6 separate regions of the Homo sapiens genome follow, and all the other regions are linked to region 3. Evidence: chromatin contacts called from ENCODE Hi-C or POLR2A ChIA-PET data. All regions are on one chromosome and are shown on one strand. Each heading gives the region's core, a stretch centred on a gene start or an enhancer-like site at or near the end of the contact. The rest is flanking DNA. Distances are from core to core; before and after follow the strand shown. Region 1 has its middle 31 kb from the start of LINC02242. Region 2 has its middle 110 kb from the start of LINC02242. Region 3 overlaps PIK3R1 (phosphoinositide-3-kinase regulatory subunit 1). Region 4 holds the start of TILRLS (TCL1A interacting lncRNA, retroperitoneal liposarcoma associated). Region 5 has its middle 83 kb from the start of TILRLS. Region 6 has its middle 68 kb from the start of LINC02997.

The links. A loop is a pair of places that touch in the nucleus more often than their neighbours do. ChIA-PET counts read pairs that join two places held with the same protein, here RNA polymerase II (POLR2A). Pooled maps may share reads with other maps.
Region 1: a loop to region 3 is called in a map of left cardiac atrium, with 4 times the contacts of the local background. The contact joins two enhancer-like sites. A Hi-C loop is called at or near these places in 1 of 168 maps with a recorded cell type or tissue (left cardiac atrium) and 4 of 50 pooled maps. POLR2A ChIA-PET finds 5 or more read pairs at or near these places in 1 of 52 experiments (MCF 10A).
Region 2: a map of IMR-90 shows a loop between it and region 3 (2.8-fold over the local background). The contact joins two enhancer-like sites. A Hi-C loop is called at or near these places in 4 of 168 maps with a recorded cell type or tissue (IMR-90, cardiac septum, posterior vena cava and 1 more), 1 of 37 single-sample maps with no recorded cell type and 4 of 50 pooled maps.
Region 4: a loop to region 3 is called in a map of transverse colon, with 4 times the contacts of the local background. The contact joins the promoter of TILRLS here to the enhancer-like site in region 3. A Hi-C loop is called at or near these places in 4 of 168 maps with a recorded cell type or tissue (DLD1, IMR-90, endothelial cell of hepatic sinusoid and 1 more) and 9 of 50 pooled maps. POLR2A ChIA-PET finds 5 or more read pairs at or near these places in 2 of 52 experiments (A549 and MCF 10A).
Region 5: a loop to region 3 is called in a map of CD8-positive, alpha-beta T cell, with 2.8 times the contacts of the local background. The contact joins two enhancer-like sites. A Hi-C loop is called at or near these places in 1 of 168 maps with a recorded cell type or tissue (CD8-positive, alpha-beta T cell), 1 of 37 single-sample maps with no recorded cell type and 2 of 50 pooled maps.
Region 6: a loop to region 3 is called in a pooled map, with 2.6 times the contacts of the local background. The contact joins two enhancer-like sites. A Hi-C loop is called at or near these places in 2 of 168 maps with a recorded cell type or tissue (endothelial cell of umbilical vein and naive thymus-derived CD4-positive, alpha-beta T cell) and 3 of 50 pooled maps. POLR2A ChIA-PET finds 5 or more read pairs at or near these places in 1 of 52 experiments (A673).

What each region holds. Positions count from the first base shown.
Region 1 is chr5:67,676,331-67,679,030 of GRCh38, reverse strand. No RefSeq gene overlaps it. Among named protein-coding and RNA genes, the nearest start is that of LINC02242, 31 kb to the right of the region's middle. Within about 2 kb of position 1,255, at least 2 of the 41 ENCODE cell types and tissues checked have a DNase peak (open chromatin) inside an H3K27ac peak, as active enhancers do.
Region 2 is chr5:67,536,354-67,539,053 of GRCh38, reverse strand. No RefSeq gene overlaps it. Among named protein-coding and RNA genes, the nearest start is that of LINC02242, 110 kb to the left of the region's middle. Within about 2 kb of position 1,438, at least 4 of the 41 ENCODE cell types and tissues checked have a DNase peak (open chromatin) inside an H3K27ac peak, as active enhancers do.
Region 3 is chr5:68,251,369-68,254,068 of GRCh38, reverse strand. All of the region lies in intron 2 of PIK3R1 (phosphoinositide-3-kinase regulatory subunit 1), which reads right to left. Among named protein-coding and RNA genes, the nearest start is that of PIK3R1, 37 kb to the right of the region's middle. Within about 2 kb of position 1,253, at least 28 of the 41 ENCODE cell types and tissues checked have a DNase peak (open chromatin) inside an H3K27ac peak, as active enhancers do; they include transverse colon, where a contact is called at or near this core.
Region 4 is chr5:67,266,651-67,269,350 of GRCh38, reverse strand. TILRLS (TCL1A interacting lncRNA, retroperitoneal liposarcoma associated) reads right to left here and starts at 1,329. Exons shown (of 3, transcript NR_186086.1): 1 at 1,178-1,329; 2 at 1-58.
Region 5 is chr5:67,349,410-67,352,109 of GRCh38, reverse strand. No RefSeq gene overlaps it. Among named protein-coding and RNA genes, the nearest start is that of TILRLS, 83 kb to the right of the region's middle. Within about 2 kb of position 1,274, at least 3 of the 41 ENCODE cell types and tissues checked have a DNase peak (open chromatin) inside an H3K27ac peak, as active enhancers do.
Region 6 is chr5:67,723,531-67,726,230 of GRCh38, reverse strand. No RefSeq gene overlaps it. Among named protein-coding and RNA genes, the nearest start is that of LINC02997, 68 kb to the left of the region's middle. Within about 2 kb of position 1,335, at least 2 of the 41 ENCODE cell types and tissues checked have a DNase peak (open chromatin) inside an H3K27ac peak, as active enhancers do.

The sequences.
Region 1 (2,700 bases), core at 6-2,505, 580 kb after region 3:
ATAATGTCAGATGGGTCCCCACCGTCCCAGCTTACAAGTCCCATAGTTGGTTACAGATGAAAGTCCACAGAGATAGATAAGGAGATGAAAAATGCTGGCTGCTTGAATCCCTCCTCCTGTGAACTCATTATGTGCATAAAGTGAGAGAATACTTTAATGAGACCCCAGACTTTGGGAGCCACAACCATGTGAGCATTCAGAGTCAAGAAAGACCTGCATCTGAGACCGCACGCATATTGCACAATCTTTTCATTCATTCCCCCCAACCTTCCCAGCCCCAGAAATAGAACATTCTATAGAGAGCACCATTCAGAGATATTGAGCCTACATCCTACAAGAAATCATGCCTCATGACAAGCAGATTCTTAATGTCTGCGATCAGAAGGTGAGTACCTAATCCAAGTCCAGCATTCTCACTTTCTAAGCTTCCATCTATCAAAGTCACTGCCCCTCATATCATTTCCATGTCCCCAGATATTGTTCAGACTCTTCTTGCTGCACTTCTTTCAGCCATTCTCTTTCTTATTCTACTCTGATACTACTCGTTGAGTGGTTATTGGTGACTTGTAACTTTGCTCATTTATCAACGCTATGCCCAAAGCAACAGTAGAAAATTCGTGGGATTTGGAGTGAGGCAGACTTAGATTTTATTTTATTTCTTTTGTCTGTTAGTAGCACAGCTTGAACAAGATGCTTAACTTCTCATCTGTAATCCTTGCAGGGTGGCTGGAAGAATTAACTCATCCCTTCAGTCAGCAAATGTTCATTAAGCATCCTAAAGCAGGAAAAGCATAAAGCGCAGTACCTAGCACACAATAAGTACATAATAAATAGCAATTATGCTTATTTTTTGGAGAAAATTGCAATAGAAATGGAAGTAACATTAATTACCAGTCTGACCTAGATCCCACATCCTTAGTCACTTTATTCAAAGCTCAGTAAATATTGATCCATTGAGTATTGTTCCCCTGACTTTTGCTGGTCCTCTAATTTCTAGTTTATTCTCACTGTATACAGAATTTCTTTCTTGGCTTGGCTCCTCCAGAATTCTCAGGTTATCTCAGCCCTTGTCTTTTCCTCTGGATAATGTAATCATCTACAGGAATTTGAACTCCTTCGCAAGCTACATGTATCAAGTAACACTCACTAGAACAGTTCCTGTGATGAGGTGACACTGCATGGCATTCTGCAAAACCTCCACCTGCCATATGGTGTGGCAAATGTCATGAGGTATTGCTTCCTTCATTCCAGTGCAGCTTGCCAGAAACCTGATGCCACCTCCGCAACACACAACACCAATGGCTTAACTGTACTCAGGCTGTCAAAAGTGACTACTTTGAATGTTCTAACCCCATGGATTCTCTCAAGTCTCCACAATCCAACAGAGCTTGGGTTTCCTGAGTTCATCCCCCTCAGTACAGCTCTCTAGTTTCATTTTAATTGTGTTGGTTTTCACCATCAGTTCTTAGAATTGGTTCTAAGTTAACAAGAGTGTTCCTAGCATAATTACCAAGTGACTGTTTGTTGAGTATTTGTGGTTAATAAGCCCCAGCTAATAATCTCAGAACTTTAAGGAACTTGTCTATAATTGTTTATGAGTGTTTTGACTATTGCATTTTTTTACTTAGAAAAAAACCACTAATTATGATTGCATTTTCTGTTTGGCGTAGAGCTTATTTATGTCATTAAGTGACAGCTTCTACAACATGGGTATCTAGAGGGCCTTGCTTTTCTTTAGCTGAATATATTGCCTAATTTATAACCACATGTATAGCTAATTGGTCAAATTAGTTGTTTTACATAAAAAACCCTCAAACAGCAAGGTTTTAGTTTACTTTTATTAGTGATATCTTTAAGGTTAGCTATTCAGCAACATAATTTATTCTTGACCTCTCCCAGCCTGTATTTATTAATTGCCTCACTGCTATTTTTATATTTGTTTCTAGAGTTGCTAATTCAAATCCCTAAATGAAGTGGTAAGAGAGTGGCATGAAGGAGAGGGCTGAAAAGATGAGCGTATGCCCCACATAGGCCTGGAAGTCCAGTGTTTCTAGGGATTCAGATTGTTCAGAATATTAATAAAATAGATATCTGAGGCCAAAAACTATTGATAAACCAGACTTAATTTATGTGATAGCAGTTTACAACCGCAGATTTACTGTATTAAAGTTTTTGTTTCCATAGTATTCTTTAAATAATAGAGGCCAAGGCACTCTCACATTGAGGTCTATGTAATCAGAGACAGAGTACATTTCATCATGCAAAGAATATTATTTTGTGATTTCAGACATATTTTGGAGTTTTAGAGGTTTATTGGTTGATCTGACAACCTTTTATTGCTTTAGAGAATGTATGAAAGACAGAGAAAGAGAGAGAGAGAGGAGAGAGAGTGAAATGACCCTCTTTAGTTCTATATCCAGGCTTTTCCTTGTTAGTATAATGTATATGCATTTGTAGGACTTGAAGTGTTTCTATATTCGTAATAATCTCTCAGAGACTTTTCTCTCATAGTTATTAAAGCTATGGTGTTTGTATAATTCAGATTTTCCCCATTAATCTTAAGGATCTTGGCAAAAGAAGCATCTTACTAACATTTTGGTTGACAGATCCACAGATTTGTTACTGAGTGCTTGATAATGCTCTCTCCCTCTGGTTGGCATATCATGTTCCCCTGACTTTCACAGAATGTTAAAATGTTAC
Region 2 (2,700 bases), core at 189-2,688, 720 kb after region 3:
TGTTCCTCCACTTGCTCTCTCCCTCTCTTACACACACATACACACAACACACACACACTCAACCTTTGCTTTTCTTAGAATTTGATTCTGCATGTGAATTTATCTTTTCCTTCAAAGTTCTTGCATTTTCATATTATCTTAAGACTTTGGATTATTTCTTTCCAAGAAACCAGTGACTCCAGATGACTCTTACACAGTTCTTCAATTCTTAACCACTTTGTTCCTGGGAAAATACAATATTAAATTCAGCTTTATAAAAGCTGCCCATCCTCTAAAAGTAGCTGCTTATACCCATTGGTTATTATTAAAGTCATTTCAATATAACTCCCTCTAGAGATTGGCTATAGATAATTGATAATGATATTTTAATAGTCCTAGAGAAAAATTAGGCAAAATTGGTTGAGTCTATGAATCTTTCTAATATATTCCCAGTGAAGCCATGGTGGGTTAAATTTCTATCCAAACAGTAAATCCACTGAAGCAGTGGGTTATAAACTGACATTTAAGAAGCAAAGAGTGAGTTATTCAGCTGATCTCTATGTCCTCTGCCTTCTGCTCACAGCACGGCCAGGCAGGGTACAGAGTGATGAATACCAAGGCCAATGGCTACAAGAGCTCACAGCAAAAAGAGCTTACCTTTTTACTTCTGAGTACACATGGGTTAGGGCTGGCTCATTTTTAATTTTTAAGTGAGTGTGTGTGTGTGTGTGTGTGTGTGTGTGTGTGTGTGTGTGTGTGTGTGTGCTGGCCCTGCAGCTCATCCCCAGGACATAATCCAAACAGAAAAACTATAGAGTTTTCAGACTAGCTCCACATGGGGTGTCTACAAAGGCCTACAGTGCACCCTGGATGGCTTTCAAGTTTTTTCAAAGCGATCTGGAGTCTTTTAAAGTTGTCATTGTTTAAGGAACCTGCAGAGAGGGAGAGAGCATTTTGGGTCTCAGGAGAAAAGGAAGAAATAAGATTTGAGGTAGCCAACAGATGTGGAAAATCCAGGTACTGTTCTAAGTACCTTGGCTATTACCTGCCTTTCTCCTGCTGACTCGGCTACGCTCCCCTAAAGTTGCTCTCCCTTCTCAAATACTATCTACCTCTATCAAGGAGGAGAAAAAGCAGCAGTCTTTTTCACTAGGGTCTTCTCATTGCCTATAATTTGCCTTCCTGGGGTCTTCTCATTCCCTATAATTCTATTTTGTCATTTAAATCTACACAACAGCTGTTTCTCCTTTATATTTCTCCTAAAATCATGGGCATAAATGGCCAAACATAGTTCTGAATTTACAAACAGATAATTTTTATTCTTCCAAGTCTCTAATTCTGGCAACATCACTATTTTAATAATGGTACTTTCTCTGCCTCTCATTTCTGGTACGTTTATGGTTTCACTTTCAATCCTTTCCTCCAAGGAGCTCTCCGTCTGCCTCCTGCCCCTTCATTTCCCACTTGCACAAAGCTCTGCATTTGAGCCTCACTGTTCCTCTCCTTCCATTTAATGGTGCAGCATCCATCCTCCATATTTATAATTTCTCGCTTCCTGCATCTCATCTGCCACTGTCATGATGCTGGCTTTTTTTTTTTTTTTGCTTTACCCACATAAATTATAATTTCCTGGTTTTCTCTTTTTCGCCTTAACAAATTTTCTTATCTATCTGATCCCTTATTAGTTGAACAAATTTCATCATCTACCTTAGAAAAATGAAATTTTTATGAAGATTTGATTTTAACTGAATTTCCTTTGAAAAGCACAAAATAAAAGCACAATTCAAAGAAAAATTGACCTAACTTGACCTAACTTGACCCAACAGTGTTCCTCAGTGAACTCAAATAAGGGCAATTTACTGTGCAAGCATAGATTCGAGAACATACCCTGTTGGTATCATGGAAACCCCATAAGTACTGTTCGGGAGTAAAAGGTACAGGCAGTTCAAATTCATTTCTACTTAGATAGCACAGTCTTAATCAGTGAAGGCTAAAAATAGACTGCCTTCGTTCCTGGAAAGAATTGACTTCAATTTCTCTTTCCAAGGAATTGGAAATGAGAAGTCAAAGGGTCTTAGCCTCCTGGGAACACTCAAAAAAATTAAAAACATATTTCCTCTGCCAGTATTTCTGAAACATAAGAAGACTGGTGTATACATTTAGGTTTAGGAAAAGTTTTTCCATGTAATATATAACCAAGGGAAATACTTAGTACCTGCCATAGAATGAAATATATTTATGAGCTTTGAACTCTTACAGAAAAAAGTCAAAGTCCTAAGTTTGGAATGCAGTCTTTCAAAATGTCAAGTTTTACTGTAAAAGGTTAATTATCTTATCCTTTTTGTCTTGAGAGTTATTAAAAGTATTTAGTAATATATTTCTGTCTCTCTCTCTCTCTCTCTCTCTGCAATGTATTTATTGTGATTATTAGAATGATCAATTTGGTTACAGGATTATAAATTGATGATCCTAAACAAGATCATCTGCATGAATAGATCAATACCAAACATTTGATAATGTTCTGTTTCCTAGTCCTCAACCAGTTTCAGTTATCACATGTCGTTTCTTTCTGTTTGGACAAAAAAAGTTCAGAAAATTAAATTTCTGAATATGCCAGAGTTATGTGGAGATGTGAGTTCAGAGTACTGTTGGAAGTCATTTCAGGTAATCTGGTACAGTGATGCTTGAAGGTGAAGAAAGCTCAGTAAAAATTGGTTATGC
Region 3 (2,700 bases), core at 4-2,503:
TGCTGCATTTATGACCAAAGGGCAAACATTTAAAAATCACTCAAGATTCTGGAAAGGTTATAAAATACAAAAAAAAAAAAAAAAAGGGGGTCCACGGGAAAATAAAAAACATGACATTTATTAGCTCTTTTCTTGGAGTGGATATACATGGGTTTATAGTTCATTGTTTTCAGTCATCCTATGACTAAATAAGCTTTCCACCTGCTTAGTCAAGTGCTGAGAGAATATGACTACACCAAAGGATGTATGAAGCATGCATTTAATTTATCATAAAGAACTGTAATAAGGCAAATGTGCGCAGCTGGAACTAACTTGTACCAGATTTCGCCAATCCCCAAGCTCATAGTAGATACTTGCTAACACCTCCAGAAGTTCCGGCTGTTTTTAATTAATAGCTCATGTTGGGGGCATCTTGCCTGACTTACTAGAATGTCATTTTATTTAAAATAGGGTTCTGAACCTTAAAAAAAAATAGATCCCTTTATTTTTAAGTCAAGTAAATGATCCAAATAGAAATTTAAGTTTGGCTCTTTTAAAGGCAGCAATATTTCACATTGAATGTGCTCCCGAGGCCAGAGGAAATGTTCTTTCCTTTCCTAAAATTTCTAGCCAAGTACTCACAAACCCAGTTTCTTCCCAAGAATATTTGTTTTTTTATTTCTCAGAGCCTAGTTTTAAAAGGCTGGAACCTTTCACAAGTCAGAATAATTCCATTTGCTAGCTGGCTCTTTCTCCAAGTCCAGCTTGAATCCTATGGGACACATAAATCCTTGTCTGAAATGTAGGATAAGTGTCATGAAACATGCTAGGAAATTGGTAAACCACAGCTCAAAGCATAAATACAAAGATATAAGCGAAATCTACTCTAAAGTAAAACTATGACAAGCAGAAATACCACAATGCATTAATTCTTTAGCTAAGGTAACAAAAATATTCAAGGAAAAAGTATGTGTGTTATGACAAATCTGGGGAGAAAATAAAAATGCAACGTAGATAAAAATTAGTATTGCTAGGAGAAGAGACAAGGTAAATAAATGCACACTTGCCCTGAATTACCTAAGCCAGACATAAAGTCAATTTTTCCTGTCAAGTACTGTGTCAGGTGCCATCTGGGAAAAAAAACTGGGAGCATCTGAGAAAGGTGGAATCTGAGGGAGAAAAGGCAGAAAAGGGCATATTTTACAGCTACCATGCCGTATAGCCAATTGCCACTGGATGGCAGCGGGGTTTTACTTAGCAAAGTTGCTAAGAGCATTAGGATTGGTCATTCAATATCTGCCCTACATGTTCGGCCCCAGTAACTCAAGGTTTCAGGGAAATACAAAGTAGCTCCTTCCCACCCCCAAAATTGGGGATCTGTCCTAGAAATTGCAAATCTTTGTTCTGATTATCAGTAAATCCCTTGAAAATTACTAATTTACTATCAGAGTAAATTAAATTGGGAACTAAAATTAGAACTTCTAATAACTTCTACAATTTTGAAATTCAGAAAGCAAGCACACATGTAATCACATTTGCACGCACACATCCCTACAGTTTACTATTGCAATATTATCATCTTGAGCCCAGTACAACAAATTGGAACCACATTTTATTCTACTTTTTCTTGTTAACTTGATGGCTTCACCACACTTTTAAATGCTACACACTCCCTTCCCTCTCCCTTGGCATCTGATCCCCCCACTTTTTTTTTTTTGTAAATTCAGTAATCTCACCAGCAACAAGCTTTGCTTTCAAATAAGCATATCTGCCAACTTAAACAGCATCTCCTAAGGCAGCGGAGTAATGAAAGACACATGTAGGTACTTGCCTGTCATCAGATGCAAGCTCACGTCTGCCTGAAATTGGGCCTGTAATTCTGCTGATCCTCGGGTTCAGGACAGCATGGCCGAGAGTGGTCTACAATGCGGCCCTTAGTCTAAACAGCAGATGAAGGATGCAAGGGGCCAACCTTTTTCATCCCTGCTGGGCTCTTGACCAGTTGTTGCTCTTTAGTTCAAGGGGGAGATGTGAGGGATTGCTCAAACACTTGGCAGACAGAAAGGTCTTAAGACAGCAAGTAGTGAATTCTACCTCATTCCTGCTGATGAACTTGAGGCAGTGCTTTCCAAGCCCAAACTCATGATCCAACCAGAACATCTCCAAGAACAGTCACTCCTGCACACAGCCAAGGCTCCACCACCCCCAACCGGGTGAGGGCCCTACACAACTCCTGATCTGAGCCCCTCCTCAGATGAGACAGAGTTTGCTCCTTTCCCTCTCATAATGCAGTCAACTGTGTGATTTCCTTTGGGGAAATACAAACATTTTGTTTAAAAACTTGCAAAGTCTGAAGAATGGAAAAGTGTGAAAAGGCTGAAAAACTTGAAAGAAAGGAGTTGTAGTTCTGTCCATAAAAAAAGCTTCCTACTTTTTTGCAGCTGGGGCTACCATCAGAAATCAGTGGCTGATTCATCCAGGCCTACAGGAATCCCCTCTTTCCACCCCGCCCCCACCACCTACAGACTGACTTGAGCACCCTTTTATGCCCTTCCTGTAAGTGTTAGTGAACGGCTTACAAACGTTCAGTGCCCTTAGTTCTGCCAAACAAGTAAAAACTTCAAGGGTTGTGAGGGCTCACGAAGACATACTCATTATAAAAATTATTATTTTTTTAAAAAAGGAACCTAACAGGGTCCACTGAAAAACCAACTCATCAAC
Region 4 (2,700 bases), core at 80-2,579, 980 kb after region 3:
TTGAGTTACATTATAAAAAGATCTTCTTCTGGCCTCTTAGCTTGATGGGTAGCATGCCCTAGGGAAGGGGAAGGCAAGGAACTCATTCTGTACATCAATACTTCCCATTTTACAGAAGCCTGCCTTGTTTGTTCCAAGAAACTGAATGTCCATGGAAAAAAGTTCCCCCTATAAGCAGACCTCACCTTCTCTCAGGTATAGCAGGCAAACTCTCCATGCAAACTCGTGTTTCCATCTTTAGGGCTCTGCTCTGACCTCCTTATGGCTAAATCTCCCTTTGCAGCTTGTAGACTGGCACCAATCCAATGGAGAAAACTTGGTCCTTTTTTTCCCCTCCATGAGCCCAATAAGCTTCTTTAATGATTCTAGTGGTGCTTCGGTCAATGATTCTAGTGGTGCTTGAGAGAGCCAAGAACAGGCTCTGGGGTGAAACAGACAGCTGGCATCTGTGAGCCAAGAAGGGCTGTGCAGCAGTTCTCTAATGGATTTGTTGAAGAGAGGATATAAAATACGGGGCAAAGTCCGAGAAGGCAGAGAGGGAGAGCTGGGAAAAGACAGCAGATGTTGTAAAGATACTCTTTCAAGTTTCCTGTGCACTAGGAATCTGCAGATGTACGTTGGCAGGGCTACAGTCAGAGTGCAGCGGGAGGCTGGGGTTTACACATCTGGAAATCATTTGGTAGAGGGCAGAGTTCAAATGCTTTCTGCTTCAGCTGCCTCAGACAAACCTCGCCGTGCAGGCCGGGGCTGCGTGAGGGGCTGGCCGTTCACAAAGAAGTCCCTCTGGCCCCACTCTTGTGGAAGCCCTACCTAAGCTGGTGGGTTTTCCTCTGTGTTGGTTCAGTCACATGGAAAAGTTGAAAGCATTATAAAAAGAGAGAACAGGACTGGGGAAGGAGGGAAGCAAAGAAGAGAATGCATCACAACTGAGAGAAGCCTGGCTGGAAATCAAGAAACAAAATGTACTTGGACCAAATCCAGTGCATGAGTTCACTTGAGAGCAAAGAACACCATTCAGGAGAGGGGAAAAAAAAAAAAAAAAAGCCTTTTCTGTGCATAGTAACACCCAGGGATCATGCTCACACCACATTTACTTTTCTCAGAAATCCCTGTACATTTTGCCTTCATTTATTTCAAGAATGCGGAGGGCTCTCTTGATCCCGAGGGAATTACTTACTTCCTTTTGAAGGATTTATGGGGTTCTGCTGAGAGAAAGAGCAGGTCTCCCAGGGCCAGGTCATCACCCCACTGACCTACAGCCTCCTGCTGTCAAATTGAGACGTGGTCCTCCCTCCCAGAAGGGAGCCAGGTCAAGCCAGGGGCTTTGCTCCCCTCAGAGGAGAAGCACATCCTCAGGGTGAAATTGGGTCCTGGTTCAAAGTTCCTGCCGTGCTCAACTGTGCAGATGATATGGCTTGCAGCTGCTCACAGGCTTAGCGTGGGGGCCATGTACTCATGTTTGGCAAAGTGACCTTTTGAGGGGTGGTAATGAGTGAAAGGTGCGGGGCATACCCACGTTGGTTAATCTGATCCAGGACCTCAGAAGGATCAGAGTCCACCTAAAAGGATGAGTAACAAAATACAACAAAAAATATAGTAAATGCCAAATATGAGATAAAACAAGTTTAGACAGAGCTCCTCATAATCCTCATGCCCATAGCCTGCTTATCTTTCCATATCCTCTAACTTGAGGCATGTGTCTGCTATCCCCACAGTTGCCCAAGCCAGAAAAGACCAGGTCTCCCCCTTTATCACCATGCATATCCAACTTGGCCACTGGGCCCTGTTGATGATACACCCTTAGCATCTCTTGAATGTTTTGCCTCCACCCCAATGCCACCACCCTCAATAGCTCTGGCCTGACCACCGCAGCTGCCTGTCAGTTTGTCTCCCTGATGCCAATCTTGTCCATTCTCTGAGTTATCTTTCTAAACCTAAATCTGAGCGTGCCTCTACCCTAAATGGTCCAATAGCTCTCCATGGCTTTCAGGATAAAACTCAGCCTCCTGAGCATGACATGCAACATCTTCATGATCTGGTTTTTTGTCCACCTTCCAAACCTCATCTTCAGGGATATGCTGGTAAATGTTTAACAAGCATACCTGCAGACATACCACTGCGTTATCTTATACGACTCACACTCCCCCTCAAGTGACAATGAATTTCTTTCAAATTCCTGGTCATTCCATAATTTCTCCCTCATCCGGGCCTTTGCACATATTTCTCTCTCAGCCCAAAATGACCTTCGTCCTGGCTCCCCCACATCTAGTCATCCTTCAAGTTCAAGCTTATGCAAGCATAGTGAACACCAGTGGCTACCAATATGCTACTACATAATTGTGTGCTGGTGGGGCCTGCTGCACTAGGTGATTCTTGAGAACAAAGACCATGCTTTATCCTTGTGTCCATACTGCCTTACACCCTTCCTGGAACATAGTAGATTTTCAGTAACATCTGAATTAAAGAATAAAAACAGTGCTTTATTTATTTATTTATTTATTTATTTATTTATTTATTTTGAGACAGGATCGCACTCTGTCGCCCAGGCTGGAGTGCAGTGGTGTGATCATGTCACACTGCAACCTCAACCTCCTGGGCTCAGGTGATCTTCCCATCTCAACCTCCCAAGTAGTTGAAACCACAGGCATACATACCATGCTTGGCTGAATTTTTATTTTTTGTAGAGACAGGTTCTCCCTA
Region 5 (2,700 bases), core at 25-2,524, 900 kb after region 3:
AATCCACCGACCTTCCCATAGTTAAAGAACAATGTCTGCTCCCCAATGTCTTCCTACTAGAGTATTTCTGAGAACAATGGGATTTTTGCACTCAGCAAACAAGGTTGAGCTGCCCTCTAGATTATTTAGAACCAAAAGTAGCCTCTTCCTTTTTTTGTCCTCCATTTGCCCTTGAGCTTAAACCCCGAAGCTCACAGGAAACTTCATATGGCTCATTTATTCAACAAATGTTTGTTGAGCATCTATAGTGCATTGAATAGTGTTTACCTCAAACCTCAGAATATGACCTGATTGGATAGAGGGTCTTTACAAATGTAATTATTAAGTTAAGATGAAGTCATACTGGAGTAGGGTAGATTCTAAATCCAATGACTGATGTCATTATAAGAAAAGGAGATGACACACAGAGATACATACAGGGAATAAGCCACATGATGGTGGAGGCAGAGATTGGAGTGATACAGCTACAGGCCAAGGATTTAACCCCATGGATTGGCAGCAACCACCAGAGACTAGAAGGGAGGCCTGGAACAGATTGTGCCTCGGAGTCTCCAGAAGGAACCAACCCTGCCAGCACCTTGATTTTGGACTTCTGGCCTCCTGAACTGCAAGAGAGCAAATCTCTGTTGTTTCCGGCCACCTAGTTTTTAGTAATTTGTTATGGCAGCCACAGAAAACTAATACAGCTCCTAGTATTTTCTAGTCACCATACCAAGCATTAAGTATAGCAACAGCACGAAACGTAAGGTCTCTATTCTCATGTAGCTTCAATTTTCTAGAGGAGAAGACAAACAATAAGTAAGTAACCAAATAAATCAATATGATTACTTCAGATTGTGATCAATTCTATGAAAAAGAAAAACAGAGTTATGTGATAAAGAGTGATCAGGGTAGAATCCAGGGCAATATCAACTTTTAGGATGAGATATTTCTGGGACATTCACACGGAAAGTATTAGATAGCTGGCCTTTCCTCCCTTCTCTTCCTGACCTCAATGCCAGGAGCTCCTTGGCAGCTCTGCTTCTAACATAACACATTATTTTGATCCACAAAAGTTTTTCTTCCTTCACATGTCCTCCAGCTTGAACATGTATCAAAACCGACAAGAATTGTGTTTTTCCCCCATCCAGCTTGTACATAATGGATGTCAGTATATTTCCTCACCATACTCAGAGAGCAGACCCAATTTGACTTAATTACAGCCAGGGCTCTGTAAACAGCCGCTCGTTACTGCCGAGCCCTGCGGTTTATGAAGAGAACACCACAAATGACAGGAAGCTGCAGGGGGAAAAATAGTCCGAGCTGCCTTTGGCATGTTCATTTTTGAATACAGATACTTCCATTCATCGATGAGGACATTTATGAAACCTGGGCTGTCAAGAAGATATTCTAGAAAGGAGCAACAGAGGCCCGTCACGGCCGGAGCGCTGTGCTGAAGAGGCCATCTGTGAGCAGAAGGCTGACACCCAGAATGCAAGGTGCTCCATGGGGAACACAAGCCGCGATACCCATCGAGGCAACCTAAATGAGAATTTCAGGACCATGCTGACCCCTGCTACCTATCCTGATGTTCAGAAATCAGTGCAGACCCAAAAGCAAATTAATTTAGTCAGAATTTCACTTCTTCAGGGAAAAATTTCCACCCACCGGTGCACAGTTTCATACGATGAAGGAAGTCATGCCACCATCTGGCAGACTGAAAACCGCAGAATGATTCGGGCAAAGTGTTGGGAAGGAAAGCAGGTCCCTCCCTCCATTGTCCTCAGCAGACACGGGAGCCCTGAGCTGGACTCCAGACACACAAAATAAGGAGCACAACACAGGGGGTACCCAGAGAGTCACTGGAAAGAACTGTGTTTTAAAATATTGCCCCAGAAATGTGAAGGTAGGGCCCTTGTTAAAATGCAGATTTGAGTTCACTAGATCTGGGACAAGGCCTAGAATTCTGCGTCTCAAGCTCCCAGTGATACCAGCGCCACAGGTTCTCCAGAACCTAGAGAACTGGCCATGGTGTGAGGAGGGGCTGTGGGGAAGGAGTCCAGCTGGGAGGCTTTCACCTAGGAGTCCAGGTGACAAGGATGCTACATTCTGCAGCGGTGTGGAATAGGATCAGCTTTGTTACATGTGAGATGTTGGTTATCATCAACAAGAATCAATATTATGAATTTAATTGCATATAGCAAATCTAGGTGTTGAAATAAGCCTGTTTCAAAAATAAAGTATTTTTTTAAGATGATAAATCAGTATATCTCAAATAGACATGCATTTCATAATCATCTAGGGGGGAGTTAGCAATGAGAATGCCTGGGTCCCAGCCCAAAGCAATTAAATCAGTTCTCTTGGTCTAGTGTGTGTAAGGGGCTGGGCAGAAGGAAAGAGAAGGAGCATGCAGCCCTGAAGAAAGGAAAGAGAAAAATAAAAAATAAATAAAAGAAAAAGAGGAACTGGATGGAGAGAAGAATTAAATTCACAACTTCTTTCTTAAGTAAATTTTTTTGAGTATATTTGAGGTTTATAACATGATGTTGTGGGATACATACAGATAATAGTTACTATAGTGACACAAATTAACTTATCTGACATCTCACATTGTTACTTTTTCATGACAAGAGCAGCTAAAATTTACTTAACAAAAATTCCTAATACAGTACAGTTTTAGTAACTATAGTCTTCACCTTGCACGTTAGTGCAATGTGCACA
Region 6 (2,700 bases), core at 86-2,585, 530 kb after region 3:
GATGTTCATTTTTTTGTTGTTGCACTTTAAGTGCTGGTACATAGTTTGGCATGGGTTAATAAATATGTGTTGAATTAATGTATAAATGACTATGTTTTCAGTCTTGACTCCTCTCCTGCCCTTTTTATGGTTGTAACTTACCTAATTTTTTTAAAGGCACTGCTCAAGCCTTATCTCTTCCAAGAAAACTTCCTTGAGTATCCTCACTTTTCTTTAACCTCAGCAATTTTATCTGTATCTCACAACATCTCCTTGTTTGTTATTTCTGTGATTTTTAGATTGTTTATTTGAGGCAAATGATTTCTAACAACTGTATAAGAAATACTGTAGTGAATTACACTCAAGCTGTTTCTCAGAAATCTCTCAAAGCAGACTTCTGGCATCTATCCAGGGTCTAATTCAAGAAAAGTAAGTTGGGTCAGAACAATGCTCTCTGGGTACACAGCTCTTTGACTCTTTGACTTGTCATTATTCTCTTATTTTTAATATGTGTCATGTTTCCTCACTTCCTTCAGGGACAAAGGATTATATGTTTTCATCAACAGAGATGAGCATGGCTCAGGGCACGTAGTAAATTCCCACTGATTATTTGATAGATTTTTTTTTTTTCAGACAGAGTTTCACTCTTGTTGCCCAGGCTGGAGTGCAATGGCACTATCTTGGCTCACGACAACCTCCACCTCCCAGGTTCAAGCGATTCTCCTGCCTCAGCCTCCCAAGTAGCGGGATTACAGGCGTGCACCACTGCACCAGGCTAATTTTGCACTTTTAGTAGAGATGGGGTTTCTCCATGTTGGTCAGGCTGGTGTCGAACTCCCAACCTCAGGTGATCCTCGCTCCTCAGCTTCCCAAAGTGCTGCGATTACAGGCATGAGCCACTGCGCCAGCCTACTTGATAGATTTTAAAGATGCTAGGGCTATTTCAGAGACTCCAGTATTTTTTACATAGACAGTTCTATTGCAAATGTGTCCCTCTTAATGATTTAATGTGTCCCTTAAATCATTAAGTTGTGATTATAATGTTCTGTGGACGGTAAAAGAAAGTGTGTACAACTGCAAACATGCTCCCCTATCCTTCCTCAGGATATAAGTGATAATTAAAGTCCATGAAAATGCTTAATTACACCTTAAGGAGGTGTTTCTATTTGCTCTGAAACTTTGCGTTTGACAAAGAATTAAAATTCAAGAATGCTTGGGCTCTTGAATGTTCTTTTCCTTTTCAAAACTTTGTCTCAGCTCGTAGCTGCCTTGGCAAATTTTTGCCAGCCACTGAAGGAAGAAGAATATTTTTATCGCAGCATTTGCTGCTGTTTCAGAAATGAAAACATGAATGTTTCAGTGAAGAGGCACTGGCACTGGCAGCAGGACTCAAATCTCAGGAGATGACTTTTCTTATGCAGCAATCTTCTTTAATATTGAAAAATGAAACAATAATATTGCTGGGATTTCTGCTAAAATCCAGTAAACTATAAGATCTTTTATGAAAAGAAGCAAAAGATAATAAAAGAAAAATAAAAGCATCATTAAACAATCAGTGAAGCCTGTCCTAATGAGGGAACAAGGCTTTGATTCTCTACCCTAAGATCTGGCAGTGCTAGTTGGAAATGAAATGATGCAGAGCTGTATAATACAAAGCCCAAGCACAGTCTCCTTTTACCACACATCCCTTGTCTCAGAATTTTATATTCTTGAACTCTGGTGTGCTTCTCTGGTAAAGAAAACACATGCATGCTGTTAGTGGTTTCTCTACAATTATAAAGCAATTAGAATTGTTGAGCGCTATTTTAATAGAGGCTGTTTAGACATGTACTTTAACAAAGATTTAAAAGGGATCACAGACATTTGAAGGACAGTGGCTTTTGAGTGTATTTTCTCAAATTTCTGATGGCGTATTTTAATTTCTTTACAAAAAGGCTGTAGTTTGTGGCTTGAAAATAGTTTAGAAGGAAGGGTCATTTTATAAAAATGCTCTTAACTGAAAAATTGTGCATTTGGTGAACAAGTCACTTTGACTCAGATGAATTTTACAAGTATTTTGATTCTTCTGAGCTTTGGAGATTTCTACGTGCCTGACCACTGGGAGGAATTGGATTAGACTGGGTAGAAAGCATCACTCATGGCAATATGTGCTCTCCATTACAGGAGCTGACCTTTGTTCTGTTGGGGACACCAGCCAGATTCTAATGGATAGTGTTTTTCACATCCTCAGCTCATCAGCCAACTGACAGAGATAATCCAGGACCATTAGTTAAAAAAAGAATCATTATCTTTTGGTTAATCTGAATAAAGTGAAAAAAAAAAAGGTGCCAGTGACAGACCAAGGGCTTTACAAACTGTAGTTAAAGAAATATTAGGAAAAATTAGGAATCCAACTTACAAGGGATGCGAAGGACCTCTTCAAGGAGAACTATAAACCACTGCTCAATGAAATAAAAGAGGATACAAACAAATGGAAGAACATTCCATGCTCATGGGTAGGAAGAATCAATATCGTGAAAATGGCCATACTGCCCAAGGTAATTTATAGATTCAATGCTATCCCCATCAAGCTACCAATGACTTTCTTCACAGAATTGGAAAAAACTACCTTAAAGTTCACATGGAACCAAAAAAGACCCTGCATTGCCAAGTCAATCCTAAGCCAAAAGAACAAAGCTGGAGGCATCACACTACCTGACTTCAAACTATACTACAAGGCTA